Regions from separate parts of the Homo sapiens genome. Here region 1 is linked to region 2. Evidence: read pairs that join two places in POLR2A ChIA-PET (ENCODE). Cell type or tissue: Caco-2. All regions are shown on one strand. Links, peaks and the distances in the headings refer to the core of each region. The heading gives the core; the rest is flanking DNA. Region 1 overlaps SLC22A8 (solute carrier family 22 member 8). Region 2 holds the start of NXF1 (nuclear RNA export factor 1).

Evidence for each region. ChIA-PET counts read pairs that join two places held together with the same protein. Peaks named below come from ENCODE experiments on the same cell type or tissue, not always from the same donor. Only the 100,000 strongest peaks of a DNase experiment are listed, where the experiment ranks them.
Region 1: POLR2A ChIA-PET joins it to region 2 with 5 read pairs; 2 of 35 experiments call an interaction of 5 or more read pairs at or near these places.

The regions. Positions count from the first base shown.
Region 1 is chr11:63,000,979-63,014,390 of GRCh38, reverse strand. All of the region lies in intron 2 of SLC22A8 (solute carrier family 22 member 8), which reads left to right. Among named protein-coding and RNA genes, the nearest start is that of SLC22A8, 8.2 kb to the left of the region's middle. In Caco-2, for the core only: no CTCF peak of the experiment used is centred there; no DNase peak of the experiment used is centred there.
Region 2 is chr11:62,799,951-62,815,364 of GRCh38, reverse strand. NXF1 (nuclear RNA export factor 1) reads left to right here and starts at 9,925. Exons shown (of 21, transcript NM_006362.5): 1 at 9,925-10,036; 2 at 11,387-11,573; 3 at 11,793-11,946; 4 at 13,105-13,188; 5 at 13,319-13,423; 6 at 13,546-13,626; 7 at 13,734-13,803; 8 at 13,948-14,036; 9 at 14,164-14,271; 10 at 14,879-14,988. The coding sequence starts at 10,009. It overlaps STX5 (syntaxin 5), which reads left to right. Exons shown (of 11, transcript NM_003164.5): 11 at 7,737-8,505. The coding sequence ends at 7,896. RefSeq lists enhancers at 9,407-9,456, 9,477-9,666, 9,633-10,132. In Caco-2, for the core only: no CTCF peak of the experiment used is centred there; DNase peaks (open chromatin) are centred at 9,844 and 10,258; H3K4me3 peaks cover 2,191 bases.

The sequences.
Region 1 (13,412 bases), core at 234-2,733, 210 kb before region 2:
CGGGCACAGAGCTAAGCTCTGGGAATACAAAAATGCACCATGCCTGCTCCCAGGGGGTCTACAGCCCGGTGGAGATAGCACCCATTAAGGAAAACACCACACAAATAAGTGTAAAATTGCAACTTCAAAGTGACCTTGCACTATGACCGACCTCTGGGGTGGGTGTGAGAGTGAGGGCGTGGGGAATGGGTGTTGAAGGAATCCTCCCTACAGAAATGCCCCTGGAACTGAGATATAAACATCAGTCAAGGGCCAAACAGGCAGTGAGGGAAAGGAGGAAAAGTCCGTCTTGTGCAAAGACCCCAAGGTGGGAGGGCTGTGGAGGAGGGACCGCACAGAGGGGAGGCTTGAAACACTCCACAGCAGACCCAGAAAATGTCTCATCCACACACACACAGTCACTCATGGGTTCACCTCTCATTCCCACAGCCCTTCACTGATTCATTGACTCTCTCACCTGCCACCTCGGGGAAATCCAGAGTTAAATCAGACTCTTCAATGAACTGACAGGCCAGTCAGGAGCCTATGATAGGATGAAGATGAGAAATTGGGGATTGGCATGTATTGGGCGTCACTAACTGACAGGCACATTTGGGGGCTTTGTAGACACTGTCTTGTTTGATTCCAACGTGATGCTCCGTTGAAGGTGATTTCTATCTCCCCTTACAGAATTTTTAAAAATAAAAAACCTAAGACCCAGAGAAAGGAAATGATTGTCCAGTGCCACATGGCTGGTCAGTTTCAGAACTGGAATTTACAGCTAAAGCCCATAAGAAGTACAGGGAGACAAATGTTTACGGGGGTCCAAATGAGGGAGAAACTGTTGGATTCAAGGGAGGCTTCATGGAGGAGGTGGCGTCTGAGCAGTGAGCAGAGACCAGTGTTTTCATCCTCCCTTGGGTACCATGAACCCCTCAAGGGCAGGAGCCTGTTTTGCCTCATGAGAAGAGATGCGTTCGTTGCAAAGCCCTTACCTGGTGCCAAGCACTATACATCTGTGGGTTCCTGGAGGCCCAGGAGATGTAATCTCTTTAAGAGAAGTATTATCTCCAGTTCACAGATGAGGAAACTGAGGCTCAGCTTGATTCCATGACCTTCCCATGTTATACACGGCTAGAACCTGGCAGAGGCAGGATTTGAATTTAGGGCTATGTTCAGAGTCTGTGTGATTGTTATTCATTTGTTTAACAAATATTTTTATATAAAGTGCTTACTATGTGGTAGGCATTGTTCTAAGAGCTTCACAGATATTAACACTTTTAACCTTCCTGAACACACTGTAAGATAGTTTGTATTGTAATTCTCTCTCTCAGATGGGGAAACTGAAGCACAGAGAGGTTAAGTAGCTTGCTCGAGGTCACACAGCTAATAAGTGGCAGATTCAGGACCCAAACACACACACCTGCCCTCCACACCATGACATTTGCTGCTCTCATATACCTAGATTATATCTCCTCCCTGTCATGTTTGCTACTTTCTCCCCCCAGCACCAAGCATAATGCCTGAAACCCATCAAGTATCCATTTATTGACACCCAGTGCATAATACTGAGGACATAAAGTCGAAGAGCCGCTAGCCCTGCGTTCCCTCCAGGAGCACACCACCAGCGAGACGCAGACCCGCTCTCAAGGATCATGGGCAGTTTGGTGGAATACACACGTTTCCCAAGGCAGGGATTTTCTGCTGCTTTGTTTACTACTCTTATCTGCAGCAGCTAGAATAGTGCCTGGTACAGAGGAGGTGTTCTGTGGAATGAATGAATATGCGCTTTGTACACTCAGAGTGCTCTGAGGCCCAGGGGAGGGTTATCTAACCAGCCTGGAGTGAGGATTGAGGCGGGCTTGCTGGAGTCAGTAATGCCCACACTGGGCATGGAGAGGTAGGAGTTAGTGAGCAGCGCACTCCAGGCAAAAGGAAGGATGGTGGGGGAGAAGGGTCAAACGCAAAGACACAGAGGCAAGAAGAAAGGCCGGGCGCAGTAGCTCATGCCTGTAATCCCAGCACTTTGGGAGGTGAGAGTTAGTGAGCAGTGAACCCCAGGCAAAAGGAAGAGTGGCGGGGAAGGAGGGTCAAATGCAAAGGCACAGAAGCAAGAAGAAAGGCCGGGTGCAGTGGCTCACACCTGTAATCCCAGCTACTTTGGGAGGCCAAGGCAGGCAGATCACCTGAGGTCAGGAGTTTGAGACCAGCCTGGCCAATATGGTGAAACCCTGTCTCTACTAAAAACATAAAAATTAGCAAGGTGTGGTGGTGCACACCTGTAGTCCCAGCTACTCAAGTGGCTGAGACAGGAGAATTGCTTGAACCTAGGAGGCGGAGGTTGCAGTGAGCCAAGATCACACCACTGCACTCCAGCCTGGGCACAGAGCAAGACAACCCCATCTCAAAAAAAAAAAAAAAGAAAAAGAGAGCAAAAAGTCAAGATTGCAGTTTCCAGGGGAAGGCTGGAGGAGTGAGCAGTAGGATATGGAGGTCCCCAGACATGGAGCTAGAGAGGACAGCAAGAGGGCCCAGCTTGGATGCTACAGAGGTAAAGGTGTGGCCTTTGTCCTAAGGGCAATGGGGAGCCAGTGACTGTGGTGGTGTTAAGCAGGAGAGTGACACCACAGGTCACCTTCGAAGGCTCGTCACTCTGACTGCCCCTTAGAGGGTAGTTTGTGGAGTGTTTTAGTCCAGCAGCAGGGAGACCCGTTAGCAAGCTGCACAGGGATCCAGGACAAAGACGACAGATAGAAGGGACAGTCAGAATAGATACCAGGAAGGCCAGGAAGTTGGAGTCTCTGGGACCTGGTAACTGAATGCAACTGAATGATGCAGGGAGTGAGGGACAGGGAGGGAGTCAAAGATGCCTCAATAGCCATAAGTAAGTTTCCAAATGTACAGGTGACTTGCCGTGCACCTGAGACCTGGGAAGACAAAGAGGAGTAAAACCCACCGCCCATGTCCTCCAAAAACACAGAACCTAGCCAAAGAAACAAAAATCTCACAGAGAACAATTAAATCACCATCACAATAACATTTACTGCATGCTCACACTGTGCCAGATGGTTCTAAGCACTTCGGCCACATAAACTCATTTCATCTTCACAATAACCCTCTAAGGTTAGCACCTTTCTTATCCCATTTCACAGATGAGGAAACTGAGGGACAGGTCATTGGCCCAAGGCCTCACGTTTCATACAGGATGGAGTGGGGAGTCAAAGTCAGGAGTCAGGCTCCAGAGCCTATGCTCCTCAGGAATGCACAACCCCCAACCCACAATCCGTGAGGCTGACTGTGCACCCTGCTGCCCAGGGACATCACAGATCCTCCTTCCCTGCCTTTAGTAGCTTCTCCAGGGCAGAGACTGTGCCTCTCTCACCCACCCTGTCATCACAGGACTAGATGCATGGCAAGTGCTCAATCAACACTGAATGAAGGACTTGCCCCCTCAGAGCCTGGCGGGAGAGACAGACGGGAGGGATGTAGACACCGCTCACTGCTGGGAAGTGGCTTCCTTTCCAGAAAACCCCTCGAGAAGCCTCTAGAAAGGCCAGACGGAGAGAGAGGTTGCAGGTCTTGTACCCAGTCAAGCATCAGTTCACGCTTGAGCCAGTTCCCAGTCACCATTTCAGCAGCTGAGATAGTGTGAACCGCCATCCCAGCAGGACGCCGGGGGTCACCAGGCCTCAGGGCACCGCACCCTTCTCTGGGTCAGGTCTGGCCCAGGCATTCATCAGGTGCCAGATCCCTAGAACTCTCAGCTGTGAGAGCACTTAGGAAGTGTCCCTGCCCGGCCATTAATGCATTAGTGGCTGGACCCAGCCAGCCACACTGGTACCAGCACAGCAAGGGCAGAACCCTTTCATCTTTCTGTTTGTGGTTCAGCCATAACAAGTCCAGTTCCATGTGCTTGGGTCAGGTTCTGGTGCCCCTCAGCTAGAGAAGAGCAGTAGCTGGACCTTACCTAGAAGTAGGTCTCTGACACAGAGGCGGGAAACCGATGCGTTGGCTCCAGGTGAAGAGGGTGGTAATGAGGAAGGCAGGGTATTTGGTGAAGAGCGAGATCAGTCCAGGTGACACCTGTTAGTAGAAGCAAGGGGCCATCTCGCAAACAGTGTGGGATCGTGAACCAGAGCTCACAACCTGCCTCTGCCAATGATCAGGAATATCATGATCCCTAGAAGTCTCGGATTCCTCATCCGTAAAAAGGGCTAAGAAAGCAAGTGTGAGGGTGAACGGGGATAACGCAAGCACAGTACTGAGCCCAGGGCCTGGCACACAGCATTCCATCTTCATGTTAGCTGCACTCCTTGCTGGTGCCATGCTTTTTTGCTGTTGTTGTTAATAGGGATGTCTGAGAACTAGAGGGTTTGTCCCCATCACAAGAGAGGGGGATCCCCTGGTAAAAAGGGGAGCCAGCTCTCACAGTTGTTTCTAGCTCACCCAGGCCCTGACTTTGCCTCCCTCCTCAGCCTGGCCCTCCTCTTCTGCTCAGATCCAGCTCCTCCCCCACAGTCAGCAACCTGGCAAGTGACCTCGCCACTCCAGCTTCAGTCCCCTCATCTGTAGAATGGGGATTTTAAGGAGGGTCCCTCTTGGAGGGGGCAAGAGGGCTGGAGGGCTGAGCTGGTGGAGTGCACAAGCCCAGCACTGGGTCTGGACAGGAGTGGAGGCGGTCTCCCTCCCCCTTCTGATCCCCTAAGCTTTCCTGGCAGGGGTGACCACAAATTCCTTTCTCTTGGTGCAGCAGAGAAGGTCAGGATTTTTCAGAATGAGCTTTACTAGGACATTAAGAGGAAACAAAGGCCTTTAAGTCTAGAAAGCATGGGAACACGAATTCTGGACTCTGGGCTCCCTGGAGAGGCACGTACCCCATAGTCCCCACCACTGAACCTCAGCTTGTGGGCCTCAGGGCCTGGGCCTGGCCATGGATGAGCAAGACCCATCTCTCTAAGGGCCCTGGGCTTCGTCTCTGGGCCTTGAGCCTCCCTGCCTTGTCTCCAGGGCTGCAAGAAGCCCGTCCCCCACCCTCTCCAGGGTGGAAGACTGCTCCAAGGAGGCCCCAGGTCAGCTGCTGGAGAAGCAGAGAGGCTGCCCAGTGAGGCCTCTTGTGAGCAGACTTCCACCCTGGGAGGGTCCCCTGCCGGGTCTCTGGTCAGCCGCCTCTGACCCTCCTTCATCCCAATCCCCAGTCCCCAGTTGCCCATCTCTCATCTCCAGCAGCACTTCTGCTTCACACCCCCATTTGCCCACCCTCAGCCCTGCCGGGGGCTCATCCTCCTCCATCTCTTTCCTCGCCTCCAATCTGACTCCTGGGAAAAGGCCTGAGAGCCCCACCCAAACCACTTTTCAAGCCAGCCTGATCCCTATTGACAGCCCTGACCGAGAAAGCCCCTGATTATGTGCGCAGGAGGAGGTGGGACCTTCCTGTGAGCTCTCCAGGATCAGGAACTCACCAGTGAGCACCCACTGTACGCAGGGACCTGGGCTGGTGTTTGCATCCCTTCTCTCGTGACCCTGCAAATCAGGCACTATTGTCCCCATTTTACAGAGGAATACACCGGGCTCAGATCCAGAAGGTGGCCTTCCCAGACATGATGGTGGGTCAAGCTTTTACAGAAGACGGGGGGTGTTGGGAGGTCCTGACTACAGAATCCATGCCCTTTCTACTGCATGAGCTGTCCCTGTGAGCACAGGCCTTACAATGACTTAATGGCATTAATAGTGACAATAATAATAAGACAGCTATTGTGAATTGAGTGCCTATTGTTTTCCAGGTATAAGTGCTGGGTGCTTTTCATTCCTATGTCATTCACAAGCCTGAGAAGCAGGTACTAGGTACCTGTGGGTACTGATGAAGAGGCTGAGCCACACGGAGGTTAAGTAATTGGCCCCAGAACACATAGCTCCTAAGTGGCAGAGCTGGAAACTGATGTCTTTTTGACTGTCCCCAAGATACCTGGCTCATCCTCTCTGGTCCTTTTGCCCCAGCACAGGTTCCTCTAGGGATCCAGGAATGCACATGGGCAGCAGCAATTCTCCCCTAAGCTAGACCTGACCTAGCTCCAAAAGGCCCCTGAACTAAGGCAGGCTGTTTCCTGGTTCAGCCAGCTCCCCGCACACACAGCAGGGCCCCATCCTGCTGATCATGGTCCTGATCACAAATGGCTCGTCCTGACTCTCTACAGCCCACTTTCTGCCTCATGCTCTGCAGGGGCCACCTAGCCTCACTTCTTGCTGCTCACACTTTGGATATGATGTCAGAGCAGCTTATCTGGCTCTGACCTTGACTGCCTCCTTGACCACAATCCCAGCCTATGCTGGGCTATGCTGTCTTACAGTGGCTCACAGTAACAGCTCCCGTGTATGGTGCCTTTCCTTCAGCAGCCCAGGCCTCAGAGCACGGCACGCAGGGAGGCATCAAGGAGCTGTGCTCAGGGCCAAGGGTAGCATCTTGGGTCCAGCAGACCTGAGTTTGAGTCTCTTTCTTGAAATGAATTAAGCTATGCTTGAGCAAGCCACTTACCCTCTGAGCCTCAGGTTCTTTGTCTATAAAAAGAGATAACAATAGTACCTACTTTATAAGGTTATTACGCCATTAATTGCAAAGCTTTCTCCTGAGCATCGTGCTTTTCTCTTTCTTCCCCACCACCTTCCTGATGCATCAGCCCATACAGAAAGGCATGGCAGTGAGTTTCCTACCCTTTCCTTCCAGAACCCAGCTCCCTTGGGGCTCGGCTACATTCCAAGAAAGGAAAAAGATGGTCAAGAACACTGAACTAGGCCAGGCGCAGTGGCTTATGCCTGTAATCCCAGCATTTTGGGAGGCTGAGGCAGGTGGATCACCTGAGGTCAGGAGTTTGAGACCAGCCTAGTCCAACATGGTGAAACCTCGTCTCTACTAAAAATACAAAAATTAGCCAGGCATGGTGGTGGGTGCCTGTAGTCCCAGCTACTCCGGAGGCTGAGACAGGAGAATCGCATGAACCTGGGAGGCAGAGGTTGCAGTGAGCCGAGATCGCACCACTGTACTCCAGCCTGGGAGACAGAGTAAGAAAAAAAGGAACACTGAACTAGAATACTGGGAGCAAGAACATTATGTGGAATTGCCAAAAGTTGATGAGACGGATCAGCCAAGGTCATGCCGAGGACTAAACAGAACCACCAGGAGGTTGAGTAACTGGCTCTGTTCAACCAACAAGTTGCCTTTCTTCCCTCTCTGGGCTTCCTCAGTAAAATAAGGATAATTAAATCCAAGGACTCCAAGTGGCACAGCCTATGCATGGAGACACAGTCCAGGGAAACACAAGTCACACTCAACACTTTGAGTAATAATCAAGACATCTGCTATAGGTTTTCTTAACAGGGCCTCCTCAGGGTCTTGGTACAGAAAGCATGCCAAAATTCTCCCAGCCCTGTTCACTCATTAATTATTTGTTGAGGAAACATTAACATATACTATGTAGCAACTATTCTGCTAGCTATTAGAGATAAAACCTCAAGGCTGGGCGCGGTGGCTCACGCCTGTAATCCCAGCACTTTGGGAGGCCTAGGCGGGAGGATCATGAGGTCAGGAGGTCAAAACCATGCTAGCTAACATGGTGAAATCTTGTCTCTACTAAAAAAAAAAAAAATTAGCCAGGCATGGTGGCGCATGCCTATAATCCCAGCTACTCAGGAGGCTGATGCAGGAGAATCACTTGAACCTGGGAGGTAGAGGTTACAGTGAGCTGAGATTGCACCACTGTACTCCAGCCTGAGTAACAGAGCAAGACTCTGTCTCAAAAAAAAAAAAAAAAAAAAAAAAAAAAAACTCAAATGAGACATTCTCAGTCCTCAGCAAGATTACAGAATACAGGACAGCAAACAAGTGAATAAGCAGTTAGAATGCCATGTAATAGGTGCCCTATTGGAGGTAAGAACAAGAAAGGGAAATGAGGAGCACCTTACCTACCCTGGGCGGCTAGACACTCTTATCCATTTATCGAACTGACAAACACTTATTGACCACCTGTTTGTGCCAGACGACCATAAAAGAAGTTCCTGGCTCTCCAAAAAGACGATATTGACATGAGTTTCAAAGGACTGCCAACACTACTAGAATAAGGGGATCATAACCAGCACCAAAGCAAAGAGAAATGCAATAGCATGGAGCTTCTGTAGTGTAACCTGATGGAATCCAAGGACTTGCATGGCTCAGACTACCATGGAGACACAGTCAAGGGAAACACAAGTCACACTCTTGACACCCTGAGTAATAATCAAGACATCTAGCCTAAGTTTTCTTAAAAGGGCCTTCTTAGGGTCTTTGCACAGAAAGCATGCCAAAATTCTCTCTAAATACCTTCCTCTCTCCCAGAAATTCCAGGATGCCTTTAAAAATCTCTCCCATTTGCTCCACATCTGGTTCCCTCATTGCCATGCTTGTCTAGTCCCAATCCTCTTCCAATCACCCCTTATAAAGCCAGCAGTTCCTTCAAATATTCAGGAATCGTGCCGTATATTAGTTTCCTAGGGCTACCATAACAAAGCACAACAAATTGGGTGGCTCAGAACAACAGATTTTATTGTCTCACAGATCTGGAGTCTAGAAATCCAAACTCAAGGTGTTGGTGTGTCCTCTCCAAAGGCTCTAGGGAAGAATCCTTCCTTGCCTCTGCCAGCTTCTGGTGGTTGCCGGAAACCCTTGGCATTCCCCAGCTTGTAGACGCATCAGTCCAATCTCTGCCTCTGTGGATCATAACATCCCCATGTGTCTCTCTCTTGTCTTCTTATAAGAACACGAGTCATAGTGAATTAAGAACCCACTCTACCTCAGTATAATCTCCTCATATTATAACTTAGCTAATTACATCTACAACAACTCTATTTCCAAATGAGGTCGTATTCTGATCCACGAAGAGTTAAAACTTCAATGTATTTTTTGGAGGGACACAAGTCAACCCATAACAGTTGCAGATCTCAGATCTGAGTTTCAGTCTCTGTCTTGAAATGAACCAAGCCATGCTTGGGCAAGCCACTTACCCTGTGAGATCAGATTCTTTGTCTATAAAAAGAAATAACACGAGTACCTACTTTATAAGGTTATTATGGCATTATTTGCAAAGCTTTCTCCTGATCTTCAGGGAAGATTTGTGTTGGTCTTCAGGGAAAACAGATTTGTGTTGATCTTTAGGGAAGCCATGGCCATATTTTTCTCATCAGTTCTGATGTGCTTCATTAACCATGAAATCTCTGGGAGCAATTTAGAGTGCAATTGAAGTTCAATTTTTTAAAAATATTTAACCACAAATCACTCTTCCTTCCAAGCTTCTAAATGTCATTGAAGGATGATAATCCTCCAGTAGACAATTTTTCCATAGTAGGTTTCCCAGTCTGACTGTGAAGAAAAAACACTTCTCTCCTGCTCACTGGCGTGTGGTTATATCCTCAGCACATACAGCCTAGACACTATCCATATTGACATGCACTCATTCTGGTGAAATGAGGCACATAGCATTTGGAGTGTGGGCCCTATGACCTCTCATGTAGACACTGGCAGATCTCTAACTTCTAAGGCTCTCAATCCCTCTGTTCTTTCTGTGGAATGTTCACACATTCAATTCCACAAGTATTGAGTGCCTAGTATGTATCGGATACTGTTCTTGATAATGAAAGTACAGTAGTAAACAAAACAGACTAAAAGCCTTATCTTCATCAGGCTGATATTCTTGGGAGAGAAACATGCAATAAACCAAAAAGATGGAAAATCATTCAGCATTCTGATGGTATAAGCACTACTGAGAAAATTAAGTAGGGTAGAGAGGTATAGGCTGCTGGGAGTTATAATTGTAAATAGGGAGGTCTCACTGAGAAGATAACATTTGAGCAAAGATCTGAAGGAGGTGCAAGTCAAGTAGCTATCTGGGAGAACATTCTAGAAAAAGAGAACAACATACACCAAGACTCTGAGGTAGGAGCATGCTTGAAATGTTTATGGAGCAGCAAGGCGAACAATTCAACGAGAGTGGAGTATGTGAGGGAGAGGGCAGTAGCAGGTAAGAGCAGAGAGGTGACAGGGATAAAGATGTTGGCTGATTTTCCAGGGCCTCGTAAGCCATTGTAAGGATTCAGGCATGTTCTAAACAGGTCTCAAAAGTTTATTCCAGGAATGATATTTTCTGTAAATTGCTCAATTTTCTGGTAGAAACCAGCTCATGACAGTTATTCTAAAGCCTACATGATCACAAGTATCATGGTAGAAACCAAGATCCAGCAGATCTGGTCTCAGATGGTGGAGCAGGACAGCAGCCTGAAACCTTCCAAGCAGGTCTGACAATTGACCTTCTCATGATCCAAACAGATTATTGATTTCTTAAGGCACTAATTATCATGGAGGTTGGGATAAAAATCTAATTTCCATTTGCAACTTCTTATGGGATGTATCAGGATAGGCTAGGTTATTATAACAACAATAATTCATGGCTCGAAAAATATTGAAGTGTTTCTCTTTCTCATGTAACAGTTCCAAGGTGAGTAGCATTTTAGGCCAATGGGTGGTTCTGCTTCACAGAGTCATTCAGGGACCCAGACTGACAGCAACTCTCCAGAGTTGTTCTAGTTGTCACCATTCCCACCAACAGGAGGGGAAGAAAGCATGCAAGTCCAGACTAGGGAATCCCTCTTAAGCAAATGAGGTGGAAGTAACATACATCTCTTCTACTCACATTCCATTGTCAAGAACTACATGGCCCCACTCAGTACAAGGTCATCAGGGAAATGTGCTATTTACTATGGAAGAAGGGGTGAATGAATTTAGGTGAACAGTAGGTCTCTCCTTTAGATTTTCCTAAAGGGACTTTACACAGCATGCCACAAAGTACCAGAAGTCTCTCTAGATGGCCCCTTGCACATTCCTCCACCTCACACCCCCTTGCTTCTTCCTTTACCTTTGTCCCTCCTCCATCTCCTCCCAACACACATACCATGCAGGCCCCCTTCCCAACTAAAACGGACCACCAGGCTTGCTGGCCATGCTGGGCCACTCTGAGACAGCTGTAGGACCCGGAGATTCCATCCACCACCATTCTCCCTCACTTCCAACTGAGGAAAGTGAGAAAGAGCTCCCTGGAATGTTTGGTTCTTCACCTTTTGGAATGTTTTGCTTCCAAAACATTCTTGTGAGGCATTTCTATTGAATTAAATTCTCCACTTCATCGCACAAGTAATTCAGATGGCTGGAGCAAAGGGTGCATGTTGGGGATTAGCAGATTAGACCAGACAGGTAGGCAGGGGCCAGAGCATGGAGGGCCTCATAAACCCATGTTAATGGGGCATTATCTTTACCGAAAGGGCAAGGAGAAGCCAGTGAGCACTTTAGGCAAGACAGGCACCTGATTTGAGTGGCGTTTTAGCCCTTCAGGTTATCAGGGAAAGAATGGCTAGGAAGGGATGAGGCCGAAGTCCAGTAGACCTGTCAAGAGGTTGCTGCAGCAGCCTCATCTGGGCCTCAGGTTCTTTATCTGTAAAATAGCATGATATTAGCACCTACATAATAAGGTTATTGTGAAGATTAAAGTTAAAACATGGAAAGAGCTTAGAACAGTGCCCAGTACCTAGAACACCCTCAATAAATATCAGTTGTCATTATTAATCTAAGTGCAAGATGATGAGGCCTACACTAAGGCAGTAGTATTGGAAATAGAAGAATCCAGATTCAAGAAATATCAAAAAGCTAGAATCTTGAAGATCAAGTGATTGTGGAGTAGGAGAGGGAGGAAGGAATCAAGAGGGTTATCAGCATGATCTCATTTATATATGGTATCTTTAAAAAAAAGTCCAATTCACAGAAGTAGAGAGTAGAATGATGGTTACCAAAAGCTCGGGGGGAAGGGGCTGGGGAAAGGAATGGGGAGTTACTGATCAAAGGGTACAAAGTTTCAGCTAGATGGGTGGAATACGTTTTGAGATCTGTTTCACAGCATGATGGCTACAGTCAAGAATAATGATGTATTGTTTATTTCACCATAACTAGAAGGGTGACTTTCAAAAGTATCACCACAAAAAATGTCAAGTAAATGAAGTGATGTTAATTAGCTTGATTTAATCACTTCACATTGCATACATATATCAAAACACCACATTGTTTTCATATATGTAATATAATTATGATTTGCCAATTAAAAATGATATAATTTTTTTTAAATAAAAATAAAAAAGAGGCTGGATGTGGTGACTCACATCTGTAATTCCAGTATTTTGGGAGGCCAAGACAGGCAGATCACTTGAGGCCAGGAGTTAGAGACCAGCCTGGGCAACATAGTGAGCTCCTGTCTATATACAAAATCCAAAATTAGCCAGGTGTGGTCATGCACACCTGTAGTCCCAGTTACTTAGGAGGATGGCTTTAGCCCAGGAGACTGAGGCTTCATTGAGCCATGATCATGCCACTGTAGTCAGCCTGGGTGACAGAGTGAGACCCTGTCTCAAAAAAAAATTAATTTAATTAATTAATTAATTAAAAAGAGAAGGTTACCAGTCCCTGAGATTGGGACTTTAATGAGAAGTGGGGTGATAAGTCCCATTGAATCTGGGATGTGCCTGTGACTCTATCCAGGCAGAGTTCTCAAGTGGGACCACTGAATCTACTCCTCTGTGGGTCAGAAGATAGGTTGGGCTGGAGTTGTAGATTTGGAATCTTCAGTATAAAATAGGAATTGAAGCCGCAGGAACAGATGGCATCGCCTGGGGAAAGTGGAGAGAGAGGAGGATTCAGGAAGAGCCCTGGGAAAGCTTCAAGGACTAGGCAGAGAGAAACGAGCTGTGAAGGAGACGAGGAGTGCAGAACAGCAGGAAGCCTGACGGAGGGCGAGATCAGCAGCATCCACATCTGCCAGAGGGCAAGCCAGGCCAGGATTAGGGACGTTCCATTGTGCGCCGTAAAAATGAAACTTCAGTGACCTTGATAAGCACAGATTCAGTGGATGGGTTGGGGGCAGAAGTGAGACATGAAAAGGAGATGAGGATGGAGTGACAGCAAGTACAGCTCCTCGTTCAAAGGATTTGGCTTTGAAGGGAAGAGAGAAATGGAGTGAATGAGGAAAGGAAAGAGGTTTTAAGATGGAGAGATTTGGACACACCTAAATACTGATGAGGAGGAGCAGAGAGAGAGAGAGACTGGATCTGCAGGATGAAGAGAGGTGGCAAGGATAGAGGAACGTCCCTGTAGAGGAGAGAAGGCAAGGTCAAGGGGGTACGCAGAGGGACTGGCCTGGGCTATGTGAGGGGCAGGGAGGAGGCAAACAGGGAAGCAGGCAACTTGGAGAGGAGGAAGCAGTTGAGGCCAGACCTGGATGTGGTAGCTGAGTGGACTTTGAGAGCCATATGACAGGCCACACATGCCTGAGGGATGCAGGTCAGGGGCCGAAGAGCCACAGACAAACCCAAGGAGC
Region 2 (15,414 bases), core at 8,483-10,982:
CAGAGCGATACTCTGTCCTAAAAAATAAAAAATAAATAAAATAAAAACCACACCCGGTTGGCTGGGCATGGTGGCTCATGCCTGTAATCCCAGTACTTTGGGAGGCCAAGGCGGGCGGATCACAAGCTCAAGAGATCAAGACCATCTTGGCCAACATGGTGAAACCCCATCTCTACTGAAAACAGAAAAATTAACTGGGCGTGGTGCTGCGTGCCTGTAGTCCCAGCTACTCGGGAGGCTGAGGCAGGAGAATCGCTTGAACCTGGGAGGTGTAGGTTTCAGTGAGCCGAGATCGTACCACTGCACTGCAGCCTGGCAAGAGAGCAAGACTCCATCTCAAAAAAAAAAAAGACACCCAGTTATCCTATCTGTTAGAATTAACTATTTCCTAATATGTGATATCCAGTGAGGGTTTACATTTTCCCAGTTGTCCCCAAACTGTTTAATAGCTTTTTAAATATTAAATCAGAAAGCCAGGCATAGTGGCTCACACCTGTAATCCCAGCACTCTGGGAGGCCGAGGCAGGCGGATCACCTGAGGTCGGGAGCTGGAGACCAGCCTGACCAACATGGAGCAACCCCGTTTCTACTAAAAACACAAAATTTGCTGAGCGTGGTGGCGCATGCAGGAAAATCACCTGAACCCGGGAGGCAGCGGTTGCGGTGAGCCAAGATTGCGCCATTACACTCCAGCCTGGGCAACGAGCGAAACTCCATCTCAAAAAAAAAAAAAAAATTAGCTGAGCGTGGTGGCACCTGCCTGTAATCCCAACTATTTGGCATGCTGAGGCAGGAGAATCTCTTGAACCTGGGAGGCGGAAGTTGGGTGAGCCGAGATCACGCCGTTGCACTCCAGCCTGGGCAACAGAGTGAGACTCTTATCTAAAAAAAAAAAAAGGAAGAGTCCCGGGTGCGGTGGCTCACACCTGTAATCCCAGCACTTTGGGAGGCAGAAGTGGGTGGATCACCTAAGGTCGGGAGTTCGAGACCAGGCTGATCAACATGGTGAAACCCATCTCTGCCAAAAATACAAAATTAGGGCGTGGTGGTGCATGCCTGTAATGCTAGCTACTTGGGAGGCTGAGGCACTAAAATCACTTGAACCCAGGAGGTGGAGGTTGCAATGAGCCAAGGTTGTGCCATTGCACTTCATCCTGAGCAACAAGAGCGAAACTCCATCTCAAGTAAATTAATTAAATTCTTCCTCTTTTCTGAGCATCGCTATAGGCTTTAATTATAGGTTTTAATGTATTGGTTGTCTTATTATTAGTTAGGGCAATGATTATTGTGAGTGCTCAAGTTGTTCCAAATATGTCTGGTGGGAGCCTAGAGGGTTTAAAAGGCTGAGAGAAAATAAAGGTATGTTAGCATGCCAATGGAAATGATGCAACGGATAAATTTAAAAATGATAATATAGGAGAAAGATGGGAGAATTCTTGAAATGATGTCCTTGAGAAGGTGAAAGGAAGTGGGCTCCGGGGCATAAATCAAGGCTTGGCTCTAAGAGGAGCTGGCGATAGGTGGGAAGACAGAGGCTATTGTAGCAATGCTCGGGGTGGAGCGGCATTTATCTTCAGACCACTTCAGTCTTCTCAGCTCATTAAGAAGAAAAGCCAGTAGAGGAGAGGAGGTGTAGGAGGTTTTAGGAATCCACTCCTGCCCACTTGATCTTATCCCTTTAGCAGGGTCCAACCCTGATTGATCTTTATTCCCCACGGTATCTAGCAGAGTGCTTTTACTCTACGTTGTTGATCATGTGAAACTGAGTGAACACCTACATTTGTATAAAGCCGGTTTCTGAACATCAATCCACTAAGCAGCCTCACACATTTAACTGGCCAAGGTAAAAGAAAACACTTGGAGATTCTGATTCGAGAGATGTGAATGGAGTGGGCTTTTCAGGGAGCTTCATTTTTACAAATTCCATAGGGGGTTCTGATGAGCATCCAGGTTTGGGAACTACTGATTAAAAGAAAGTTTGTTTATTCAACTACTATATGTTGAGCACCAGCCATTTATAAGGTACCGTGAGTACAGCTGTCTTGATCCTAGAGTCAGGAGAATTGACTGATTTTTTTTGTTGTTGTTTGTTTGAGACAGTCTCACTCTGTCACCCAGGCTGCAGTGCAGTGGCATTATCTTGGCTCACTGCAACCCCTTCCTCCCAGGTTCAAGTGATTCTCCTGCCTCAGCCTCCCGAGTAGCTGGGATTACAGGCATGCACCACCATGCCTGGCTAATAATTGACTGATTTTTTTTTTTTTTTTTTTTGAGACGGAGTCTCACTCTGCCACCCAGGCTGGAGTGCAGTGGCAACCTCCGCCTCCTGGGTTCAAATGATTCTTCTGCCTCAGCCTCCCAAGTAGCTGGGACTACAGGCACGAGCCACCATGTCCGGATAATTTTTGTATTTTTAGTAGAGATGGGGTGTCACCATATTGGCCAGGCTGGTCTTGAACTCCTAGACCTCGTGATCCGCCCACCTCGGCCTCCCAAAGTGCTGGGATTACAGGCGTGAGCCACCGCACCCGGCCTAATTGATTTTTATCTATTTCAGCTGAGACCTAGGGAACCCCTTGCAGAATTATGCCATAAACACCATAGCTCCCTGAGCTATGTTGTATTTTGAATATTAGAATATTAAGTCTGGGCGTGGTGGCTCACGCCTGTAATCTCAGCTCTTTGGGAGGCGAGACAGGCGAATCACGAGGTCAGGAGATCGAGACCATCCTGGCTAACACGGTGAAACCCCATCTCTACTAAAAAAAATACAAAAAAATTAGCCGGGTGTGGTGACCGGCGCCTGTAGTCCCAGCTACTAGGGAGGCTGAGGCAGGAGAATGGCGTGAACCCAGGAGGCGGAGCTTGCAGTGAGCCCAGATCACGCCACACGCCACTGCACTCCAACCTGGGCAACAGAGTGAGACACCGTTTCCAAAAAAAAGAATATTATAGAGTCAGTGAAACAGAATTATAAAAGATATGGAGGGCCAGGCGCAGTGGCTCATGCCTGTAATCCCAGCACTTTGGGAGGCCGAGGCGGGCGGACCACCTGAGGTCCAGAGTTTGAAACCAGCCTGACCAACATGGAGAAACCCTGTCTCTACTAAAAATACAAAATTAGCCAGGCATGGTGGCGCATGCCTGTAATCCCAGCTACTCTGGAGGCTGAGGCAGGAGAATGGTTTGAACCCGGGAGGCGGAGGTTGCTGTGAGCTGAGATCGCACCATTGCACTCCAGCCTGGGCAACAAGAGCAAAACTCCATCTCAAAAAAAAAAAAAAAAAAAAAGGTATTTGAGTTCTTTCCTCAATCCATATACATCTAAAATAAAGTTATAGCATATAGGCAACTTTACATTCTAGTCTTCCTTGAAACAGTGTCATAAGTATTTTTCACTGTTAGCATGTGTTTGCTCATTGGTTTAGCAAACATTTGTTGCTGCTGTGAGCTAATCCTGCTGGGTCTGAGGATAAAAGGGTGAAAGACCATTCTGGTCCTCCTGGAGCTCACTAGTAGGAGAGACATAAGTTGACAGTGACAGCTCAGTATGATAGGGCAAGAAGAGAAGGGGATGAGGCTGGGTGTGGTGGCTCATCCCTGTAATCCTAGCACTTTGGGAGGCCGAGGCAGATTACTTGAGGCCAGCAGTTCAAGAAAGCCTGTGCAACACAGAGACCCCGTGTCTATTAAAAAAAAAAAAAAAGGGATGAGAGAACTCAGAGTAGGTACTGCTCCTAGATGGGGCCAAGGGGCCTTCCCAGAAGTGATACCAAGCTAAGACTTGGAGGGAATGCCAGCCCAAAAAGGGGAAAGGAGAAGCTGTTCCATGTGAGGAAAAAACAGCACAGAAATGAGAAAGAACTTGGTAGATACAGGAGTGCAGAATTATTCAGCATGGCTGGGGGAGTGGTGAGAGGCAAGGCCAGGTCACAGATAACCTGTGTGTCACAGCAAGAAATTTGGTGTCAGGGAGAGAACATAAGAAGAAGCAAGCGGATTGATGCTGGGTGAGAATTAGGTTTGTTCTGGGTGTGCTGAGTGCCTCAGACTTCATGGGACAGCTAAATGACAGAGTTTAGTAGGCATTTCATGTTCTGATGTTTGGAAGAGAAGGCAGTGCTAGAGGTAAGGACTTAGGACAGTGGCCTCTTGGTGAAACCCTGGGCATAGACCACCCAGAGACTGGGTAAAGTGAAAAAAAGGTCAGGACAGATCCCCCATGGAGTCAGGGGGTATGTAGAGAAGGGAAGAATCTGGCCAGACTGAGGAGGAAGGTTGAGGAAGATGAGAGAAGAAAGCAGAGAGAGAAATGTGTCCTTAGAACTTGGGATAGAAGAATTTTAAGGAGTGGTTATTTCTCCTTGCTCCTGAGAAAGAAAGTTCGAGGTAAGGATGTGTTTGAGTCAGGAGGGGCTTGAATTAATTGGATCAGTGCCAGTATTTTCAGTGGAATGGCTCAGTAGCAATTTTACAGTATGTTGGAGCATAAAAGAAATAAGGAAGTAGAATTTATGGGCAACCATATACAAAATAAATTTATGAAAGGATGCCATCTTTAAAATAGGTGTAGACATTCATATGCTTCCTCCCTGCATGCCAGTGGATCTGGGTTTCAGCACTTGCTCTAGAAACCACTGATTAAGTCTGAAGTTTTTTGGGATGCAGATTCTTGGGCCCCAACCTAGAATTTCTGGTTGTGACACTTGAGAATTTTTATATTTGAGAATTCAACAGGTGATTCTTATTTTTCCTAAGGTGTGAAAACCACTGATCTAATGTTGCTCAGTCATTTTCCTTTTCACCTCATAAAATATTCAAACTACAGAAAAGTTGGGAGGATAGCACAATAAACACTCATATTCCCTTCACCTGTAGTCACTAACTTTTTTTGTTTTCATATTTGTTTTTTTCTTTTCTTTTGAGACAAGGTGACACTCTGTCACTCAGGCTATAGTGCAGTAGCGCAATAATGGCTCACTGCAGCCTCAAACTCCTGGGCACAAGTGATCCCCCCACCTCAGCCTCCCCAGTAGCTGGGATAACAGGTACATGCCACCATGTCCAGCTAATTTTTAAATTTTTTTGTAGAGACAGAGTCTCCTATATTCCCCAGGCTGTTCTTGAACTCCTGAACTCAAGCAATCCAGCCACCTTGGCTTCCCAAAGTGCTGGGATTACAGGCGTTGGCCAGATCTGGCCACCAATTGTTAACATTTTGTCACTTTTTTTCTTTTTCTTTCTTTTTTTTTTTTTTTTTTGAGATGGAGTCTTGCTCTGTCACCCAGGTTGGAGTGCAGTGGTGCGAGATCTCAGCTCACTGCAATCTCCGCCTCCCGGGTTCAAGTGGTTCTCCTGCCTCAGCCTCCTGAGTAGCTGGGGTTACAGGTGCACGTCACCACATCCAGCTAATTTTTGTATTTTTAGTAGAGACAGGTTTTCACTATGTTGGTCAGGCGGGTCTCAAACCCCTGAACTTGTGATCCGCCCACCTCAGCCTCCCAGAGTGCTGGGATTATCGGCGTGAGCCACCACATTCAGCCTTTCCCCTCTTTCTTTTGCCGAATTATTTGAAAGTAGGTGCAAATTTCATGCTGTTTTATTCCTAGATACTACAGCATGCTAATAATAAGGCATTCTCCTGAACAGCCATAATGTCTTTTTTTTTTTTTTTTTTTTTTTTTTTTTTTTGAGACAGAGTCTTGCTCTGTTTCCCAGGCTGGAGTGCAATGGTGCGATCTCCACTCACTGCAAGCTCTGCCTCCCAGGTTCACACCATTCTCCTGCCTCAGCCTCCTGAGTAGCTGGGACTACAGGCGCCCGCCACCACGCCTGGCTAATTTTTTGTATTTTTAGTAGAGACGGGGTTTCACCGTGTTAGCCAGGATGGTCTCCATCTCCTGACCTCGTGATGCACCCACCTCGGCCTCCCAAAGTGCTGGGATTACAGGTGTGAGCCACCACGCCCTGCCCATAATGTCATTTTCAAACTAAGAAAATTAACAGTTCTCCAACATGATCCAGTAATCAGCCCATGTTCAAGTTTCCCCATCTGATTTTTTTTTTTTTTTTTTTTTGAGACGGAGTCTCGCTCTGTCACCCAGGCTGGAGTGCAGTGGCACGATCTCGGCTCACTGCAAGCTCCACCTCCTGGGTTCAAGCCATTCTCCTGCCTCAGCCTCCCGAATAGCCGGGACTACAGGTGCCCGCCACCATGCCCGGCTAATTTTTTGTATTTTTAGTAGAGACAGTGTTTCACCATGTTAGCCTGAATGGTCTCAATCTCCTGACTTCGTGATCGGCCTGCCTCGGCCTCCCAAAGTGCTGGGATTACAGGTGTGAGCCACCATGTCCGGCCCCCATTTGATATTTAAAACAAAAGTTTTTATCTTTTTTCTTTCAATTTAAGACCCAGGAAGATTCACATTTTGTATTTGATGTGTGTCTTCAGTGGGCCTTTTGTTTTATTTTTCATGACATCAACTTGTTTTGTTCAATGTTAAATTAAATCTAACACTGATTAAATTAGTGCTGCGATGATTACATTAGTAGGCACTTGATGAGGTTATCCCTTTTATTGCTGATGTCAATTTAATCACTTGTTCAAGGTGCTAACTATCAGATTAAGCACACTCATCCCTTGGTATTGTGGGGCATTGGCTCCAAGAGCCCCAGAGGAAACCAAAATCCATGCATCCGCAAGTCCCATAAAATCTTGTCATATTTGCATGTAATCTACTCACATCCTCCAATATACTTATTTATTATTATTTTTTTAGTAGAGACAAGTGTCTTACCATGTTGTTCAAGCTGGTCTCCAACTCCTAGGCTCAAGTGATCCTCCTGCCTGGGCCTACCAAAGTGCTGGGATTACAGCCTGGCCAAAACTAGGGTCCATATACCTTTTTTTTTGGTGTTTTTTTTTTTTTTTCCCCCTGAGGCAGTCTTGCTATGTCACCCATGCTGGAGTGCAGTGGCACAATCTCACTGCAGCATCAAGCTCCTCAACCTCCTGGGTTCAAGCTATCCTCCCACCTCAGCCTCCCGAGTAGCTGGGACTGTAGGGTCACACCAGCACACCCAGCTAATTTTTGTATTTTTTGCAGAGATGGGGTTTTGCCATGTTGCCTAGGCTGGTCTCAAACTCGTGAGCTCAAGCCATCTGCCCACCTCAGCCTCCCAAAGTGCTGGGATTACTGGCCTGAGCCACCATGGTTGGCCATAGAGCTTTTTTTATCCCCTGATTTCCTGTCCGTGTCATTATGTTTTCCTTTTTCACTCAGAACCATGATTTCCTGACTGCAATGGTCTGTGAACATTTTTCCCCTTACAATAAATATAATACATACTCACCAGATAAAAATGTAAATACTGATGAGGAAAAATTGTAACTAACATTTTCGGGGCTCTTGTGGGTTAGGGACTTTATACTAACTCATTGAAGACAGACAGTAGCCTGAGAGAAGGTAGGGTTTGGGTTATCCTCATTTTGCCGGTGAGGAAAATGAAGCTTGAAGTTAGACTAACTTAGAGTCTTAAGCTAATAAATGGCAGAGTTGGTTTTCAAACCAGAAATAACTTGTTTATAGTACCCTTCCAAAGCCTTTTCTATACACAAATATATATAAGAATGGGATCATATTGTGACCATCTTTCCATGTCAATAAATGGACTTCAACAGCATTCTTTTTAATCCAGTGTCCTTTTGTTTCCTCTTCTCCCGGCCTTGTCCCCAGGATCGACGAGAACGTGCTAGGAGCCCAGCTGGACGTTGAGGCCGCCCATTCAGAGATCCTCAAGTACTTCCAGTCTGTCACCTCCAACCGGTGGCTCATGGTCAAAATCTTCCTCATCCTCATTGTCTTCTTCATCATCTTTGTGGTCTTCCTTGCTTGAACCCTCTCTACTCTGAGGCACTCTGTTGGGGTTTGGGACCCTCCTGGGAAGGCAAGTGGCCAGTGCTGCCACTGAGCCTGTGCAGGGTACTTGGGAGAAAGGCCCTGTTTCCCTGGAACTGCTAAGAATGACCACTGCCCCTGATCCCCCACCCCTTGCCTCTGGCCACCCTGTCCTCCCCCCACCACCCTCAGGCCTATGAAACACACAGGGTTCTAGATTTGAACTCTGCTGTGAAGTGACTGGAAGGGAGCAGAGGCCAGCTGGGGGCCAGTGGGGGAGGTTGTTTCCACTAGGAGATTTTTATAAACCCTCTCCAGCCTCTCCCAAAGGAAGCGTTGGCAGCAAAGGGAGATGATGCCCTTACCCACCTTCCTGTGAGTGAAGAGAGGAAGCAGCCCCAGGGACCAATTTTCCCAATTGACCTCTTTCTTCCTCTTTCACCATGTGAGGCAGGGAGCCCTGAGCCCTTCAGCTGCCTGCACAACCCCTGACATTGGCTGCTGGTGACTCAATCTGCCAAATGTGCTGCAGCTCGTTTTCTCCCAATTACAGCAAGACTGTCAGCCTCACTAGCCATGTCATCATTTCTGGGTGGGAGCGTCGAAGGGCCTAGGCAGCGAGTGGAGAGAGCCCACTGCCCAGTACCAGAACTGAAAGGGTTGGGCTAATGGCTCTGCCAGGTATCACTGCTGACACAGGCTATTTTGGGCTCTGACACACAGCTGCCTCTAGGCAGGGGAGAACCAAGTGTTGCAACACTTCATTAGCGTGGAAACTTCCTTTCACACAGGGGAGCAGGATCCCAGAGGGGGTCCCTGATTGGGGGCAACTTCCAGGACTATCTCAAGCAGTGTTTGGACCTGTTTCATCTGTATCCTCCAACTATTTGGCCGTAATTCTTCCTTGAGCTAAGCGAGGCAGAAGCTCTGCCTGCTTCCAGGAGTGGAAGGTGAAGAATTTGTTCCCAACTCCAGTTGAGGCTTTTGATTCCCTCCAAGCACTTCACCAAATCAAAGCCAGTCACAGAGAATGGAGACACCTGCCCAGAATACCCACCGTCCAGGGAGATTAGTGTGCTTTGTTCTTCCTGACCGAGACTCACAACCACATTCTGAGGTCACTCGAGTGCCCCTGTCTCATACATTCCAAAGGAAGTTGAAGCTATAGAGACAACAGTCAGGGGCTGGTGGTGGTGCTTTTGGGGGTCTAGGAGAGCCCAAGGCCCTGATATTTTAAAATGTCCTCCTCGGCATCTCCAGCAAGTTGCCACTGCTGGTGAGCTTCACTGTCTGCCCCGTTGACACGATGGGTTTCTAGTAGGGGACGCCATTGATGGAAGGTCTGTGAAGACAATGCTCGCCAAACCCCTGACAGATGTCGTATCATTTGACTCAGCAACTCAGGGCGGGGCGGGGTGGGGGAAATTCATAACACAAATTCATTTATTTCACAAATATATGTTGAGTTTTTACCATGTGCCAGGCATAGTACCTGCCGAGTCAAGCCCTCGAGGAAAAAAAGCCCTTAATTAGTCAACGTTCGAGCTCACATTCTAATTCTCAACTTCGTGATTTGTTAATCCATCTTATAGGCGAAGAAAGCGAGGTATAGACAAGGAGCCGAGCTGAAACACTGGCTAGATTCCGGTAGGGGTCTGAGCCATCACTCCCACCTGGAGGCGCGGTCTCCATTCCTCTGAAGCCCTTTGTGCGGCCCCCTTCCTCACTGAGTTCTGGGCTGCGGCGGCAGCACTGTGCTCTAGCACTAACTCTGAAGCTGCCAGGGCAGCGTCAGCGGACAGATGAAAAGGTGCGGGGACATGCTGGCTGCCAGCCGGGGTTCCGCAAGTTCAGGTCTTGGGCGGGGCGTGGAGGGCCAGGCCCCGCCCCTCGAACGACGGCCTTAAGTGTGCGCACGCGCAGGGGGCCGCGCTTTCTCCGGGCGGCGGCACCGCCCACAGCCTGGGACGTCAGCGGCGCGCGACGTGCTTTGCTGTATAAATGCGGTGGCGCCCGGCGTAGGGACACTTCGGTCCTGAGCGCTTGGGAGTTAGGTTGTTTGCCGGCGTAGCGGCCAGCGCCTGAGCCCGCCCTTGATCTTCGCTGTGGCATGGCGGACGAGGGGAAGTCGTACAGCGGTAAGTGCTGGTCTTCGGGTCGGGAACTGGCTATCTGGGGCGCGGGTGGGCGGCGCCGGCCTAGGCCTCAGCCCCCGGGGCGTGAGGCCGCTAGGGGCCCGGCGTCCGCGGGGAGCGGCGCGCGGGGGGCCGGGCACTCGAGGTGGACACCCGAGTTGTTGACTCCTGGATTCCTGCTGGCATCCTGGTGTTGGGGGACCTGCGGCTCGGAGCGGATGGCTCGGGGGTAGGGTGACGGGATTCCTTTGAACTTTGTGGGTGGTTGATGCCTGTCAGTTAGGTTTGGCGGCCTGACTCTTCCTTTAATGTGAGTGAGTGCCCTGCTCGTGGGCTGCCCTGATGCCCTATTTTTTACTGCGTCCAGTCGGTCTTGAACTCTCGGGCCTGGGCTTTGGCTTAATATTCGAGACTTACACATCAACTGGATATTCTAGTCTGAACACTACACTGGGTGTTAGTTCTTTGTAGTAAGTTAGGAGTGCGTGGTGGAGGTTGAAACCGTGAATTTAAAACTCTCGTTTTCCACCCCCTTAATGTGGAATAACAACAGCATTTCTTAAGAGTGTGTGTGGGGAGGGGAAATGAGATCATTCCTATCAAGTGCCTGAAGCATAGTGGCCGGCACTGGAGAAAGTTCTCAGTGAATGTTAGCTGCGCCTTCTATGTTCTTTTTTCCTAGGGTCATTTGTTGAGATTCATTGTTTACAGAGTGCTGGGTATTAGGCAGACCTCTTTTGGGAGTTAGGGACCTTTTTTAAGACGCCAGTCCTACACAGCATGAATCAGAAGGTCATCTTCCTGGAGAGCATTCCAGGGTCCCTGGTTAAGCACCCTAGCCTGGCACTGCCACTAGAGCCTGAGTCTAGAATTTGTCTCCTGAGTTAAAGGACATTTCTGGCCATGGAAACGAAGAGCTCCTCACAAAACTTCAAAGTGGCAGTTTGAGAACAAGGAGAATTTTTAGAGGATCCTTAAACTGGTCATATTTGTAACTGGCGTCTGCACTGTATAGACAAAGTACTGAGTGGCAGATTTCAGGTGGCTTTCAGAGGTCTGATTTGTGTTCAGTTACACTTTTGGGTCTCACATTTCTACATCCTGCTTCTCTCTAATTCCAGTTTCTACTTCATTTTTCAAAAGCCCTACACAGTTTTCCAGTAACTTTTCCCTGATGCTGCCCTCCCACAGAGAGGGTTCTTTCCTGTGGATAGGGAGCGGAGTTTGCATGGAGATGGCCTCTGTCGTTAGTATGTATCTCTTCCAATAGTTCAGAGTACTAGAAGCTATGATTGCCACACCAAACCGGACCAGTTACTTACTTCTAATTTGTGTTCCTGTTTCTAACTCTAGAACACGATGATGAACGCGTTAATTTCCCTCAAAGAAAGAAGAAAGGCCGGGGTCCCTTCCGGTGGAAATATGGTGAAGGAAACCGTAGGTCTGGAAGAGGCGGTTCTGGTATTCGGTCTTCCCGCCTTGAGGAAGATGATGGAGATGTGGCAATGAGTGATGCCCAGGATGGTCCCCGAGTACGATAGTGAGTGACCAGTTGGTCTGGTTTGAATTTAGTGGCTCATGAGATTATATGGCCCTTTTACTGTCCATGTCATTTCCTTTCCCACCTGTTAGAGTGAGAAATGCCAGGACTAGCTTAGTGATTAAACAGTCTTAGTTGTAGTCCCACTAACAGTGCAGGAAGGCCTTTGAGAAGACTTTCCTAGCATTTGTGGTCATTTTATTCTCTGCTTACCCACAGCAACCCCTATACCACCCGACCTAACCGTCGGGGTGATACTTGGCATGATCGAGATCGCATTCATGTTACTGTGCGGAGAGACAGAGCTCCTCCAGAGAGAGGAGGGGCTGGCACCAGCCAGGATGGGACCTCAAAGAACTGGTTCAAGATTACAGTGAGTACTTTGAGAAAGTAGATGGTACAGTAGAGATAGGAGGCCACGCTGAGAGTGGAGATGTTTAATTTTATTCCACAAAAATTATTATTATTATTTTTTTTAAATGGAGTCTTGCTCTGTCACCCAGGCTGGAGTACAGTGGCGTGATCTCGGCTCACTGCAGCCTCCGCCTCCCGGGTTCAAGCTATTCTGCCTCAGTCTCCCGAGTAGCTGGGACTACAGACACCCACCACCACGCCCGGCTAATTTTTGTATTTTTAGTAGAGACGGGGTTTCACTGTATTGGCCAGGCTGGTCTCGAACTCCTGACGTCATGATCTGCCCGCCTTGGCCCCCCAAAGTGCTGGGATTATAGGCATGAGCCACCGCACCCAGCCCAAAAATTCTCCTTGTCATCTGATTACTCCACACTCAAGTATCTATCTTTTCTCCTAGGAATCAGTATCTTCCAACACCTTAGAGCAGGTTCAGAGAAGGGGTGGAAGAGAAATATGAAAATTTTGGTTGGGGGAGGGAGTAATTCCTCTGGATGTCTTCATTTGGCTCAGGCTGAGTGTGGGGCTTGGAGTCCCTGGAGTGCCCTGGAGTTCTCTGAGGGGCAGGCAAGGTGTAAATAATATCTTGGAACTTTTAGAATAAATAAAATTGATTTTTTTTTGAGAGATTATAAGTGTAAATGGGCTGGGTACAGTGGCTCATGCCTGTAATCCCAGCACTTTGAGAGGCCGAGGTGGAGGATCACTTGAGGCTGGGAGTTCAAGACCAGTCTGGGAAATACAGCAAGACCCCTTCTCTACAGAAAATTTTAAAATTAGCCGGGCATGGTAGTACATGCCTGTAGTCCTAGCTACTCCAGAAAGCTGAGACAGGAGGATCGCTTGAGCCTAGGAAATGAAGGCTGCAGTGAGCTATGATCGCACCACTGCACTCCAGCCTGAGTGACAGAGTGAGGCCCTGTTACTAAGAAAAAATAGTAAGTGTAAGTAGACAGAAAGGAGTTAAAGAATCTATGTGTATCTCAAGTAGAAAACCTAGTACTGGTCCTTTCTTTAGATAGTCTTTAAAAGTTTGGTAGAAGGTATAAAAGGCATTGTATTGGGTCTGCTATTCAGCCTTACTTATCATTCCCTTCTTTTCTCTTTCTCTCATTTCTAGATTCCTTATGGCAGAAAGTATGACAAGGCATGGCTCCTGAGCATGATTCAGAGCAAGTGCAGTGTGCCCTTCACCCCTATTGAGGTAAGACAAGGCCTGAGTGGCTGGCTGGCCAGGCACCAGGGATGGTGAAGGGGCAAGCTGGACTCCCAGCGTAATGCCCCTCCCCAAGGGCTCTGGACTCCCAGTGTAATGCTCCTGTTTCCTCTTGTAGTTTCACTATGAGAATACACGGGCCCAGTTCTTCGTTGAAGACGCCAGTACTGCCTCTGCATTGAAGGCTGTCAACTATAAGATTTTGGATCGGGAGAACCGAAGGGTGTGTTTAAAGGGCCTGGCTTGGCTGGAGGTGGAGGTTGGTGCTCAGAGCAGGGACTGGGTCTTGTTCTTGCGGCTTAGGCTTCCCTAGAGTTTTCTGTGCCCTCTGTGTCTTCCCTCCAGATATCTATCATCATCAACTCTTCTGCTCCACCCCACACTATACTGAATGAACTGAAGCCAGAACAAGTAGAACAGCTAAAGGTGAGGCAGGCTCAAATTAGATGTTTCCAACCCAGTCTTACTACTTCTCACACCCCCACCCCCCACACACAAACCCAGTGACCACTAAACCCTTCTTTTTCCTCTAGCTGATCATGAGCAAACGATACGATGGCTCCCAACAAGCCCTTGACCTCAAAGGCCTCCGTTCAGACCCAGGTATGGTTGACAGCAGTAGTTCTCAGATAGGTGGTGATAAGGTGGGATCTGTCAGGGAGGGAAAGTTTGAGGATGTTTTACTGCTAATGCTGGCATGGGCAAACCCTCTCAGTCTTCCCTTTCCTTCCCTTCTGCTTCCTGAAGATTTGGTGGCCCAGAACATTGACGTTGTCCTGAATCGCAGAAGCTGTATGGCAGCTACCCTGAGGATCATTGAAGAGAACATCCCTGAGGTAAGGCCTTTGGCCCAGTATTAGGCATGAGGAAGCAGGGTGTGTTAGATAGGAAGTGGCTGGAGGGCAGATTCGTCTCTGATCCACTTGCTGGTGGTGCCTCCTCTAAACTCTTCTCTCCTCACAGCTATTGTCCTTGAACTTGAGCAACAACAGGCTGTACAGGCTGGATGACATGTCTAGCATTGTTCAGAAGGCACCCAACCTGAAGATCCTAAACCTTTCTGGAAATGAAGTGAGAATTGATAGCTCGGCTATATTTTTGAAGGGGTGGGTAGAGGGTGTAGAGAGTTTGTCCAGTGATGGCAAGAGGCAAGAGAGAGAACTCAGGCCAGATGTGCTGGTTTGCAACTCTAATCCTAACACTTTGGGAGGCCAAGGCAGGAGGATCACTTAAGGCTAGGAGTTTGCACGCCTCTAGTCCAAGCTGCCCCAGGGGGCTGAGGTGGGAGGATTGCTTGAGCTCAGGAGTTCAAGGCTGCAGTGAGTTATGATTGTGCCGTTGCATTCTAGCCTGAGCAACCTGTCTCAAAAAAATTTTTTTAATTTAAAAAATAAATTAGTCGAGCATGATGTCACATGCCTGTAGTCCTAGCTACCCAGGAGTCTGAGGTGGGAGGATCTCTTGAGTCCAGGAGTTTGAGGCTGCAGTGAACTATGATCATGCCACGGCACTGAACTTGGGTGACAGAGTGAGACCCTGTCCCAAAAAAAAAAAAAAAAGAAAAAATTTTAAAAGATTAGAAAAGATCTCAGAGCTAAGCGTAGGGACTGGGGGTATGGGGAGCCAGCTGGCTGTCTTCACCAGGGTCTCCTCCCTTTGTTCCTTCCACCCTTTGCAGTTGAAGTCTGAGCGGGAATTGGACAAGATAAAGGGGCTGAAGCTAGAAGAGCTCTGGCTCGATGGAAACTCCCTGTGTGACACCTTCCGAGACCAGTCCACCTACATCAGGTCAGTTGTAGCCTGTGTCTCCCCTCCTGGGGACCTTCACCCCCTGGGAGGCTGAGCTAATGCATCCTGACCAGGGCCCGTCTGCGGAGATGTGCAGCCCTGAGCTGGAACCACCTGTCCTTTGAGAGGATCGCGTGCTCCCCACTTTGGTCTGTCTGTGTCTTCCAGCTTTGTCCTGAGATGTTCTCTCTTCTCTTCTGACTTGACTATCTGTTTGCTGGGTCTGTGGCCTTTCTCTTTCTTCCTGAACACAACCTTTTCTAGAATCTCCCTACCCTGTTGTTCCAGGAAAGGCATCTCCCCTTTCTACTCTAACCAGAGGGTATCTTGTACATACCCTATAGATGGGGTTGCCTTGTGCCAAGAGCCTGGTGTCCATGGGTTGAGGAAGCCCTCCCTACCTGGGACTTCCTACTGAGATGGGCC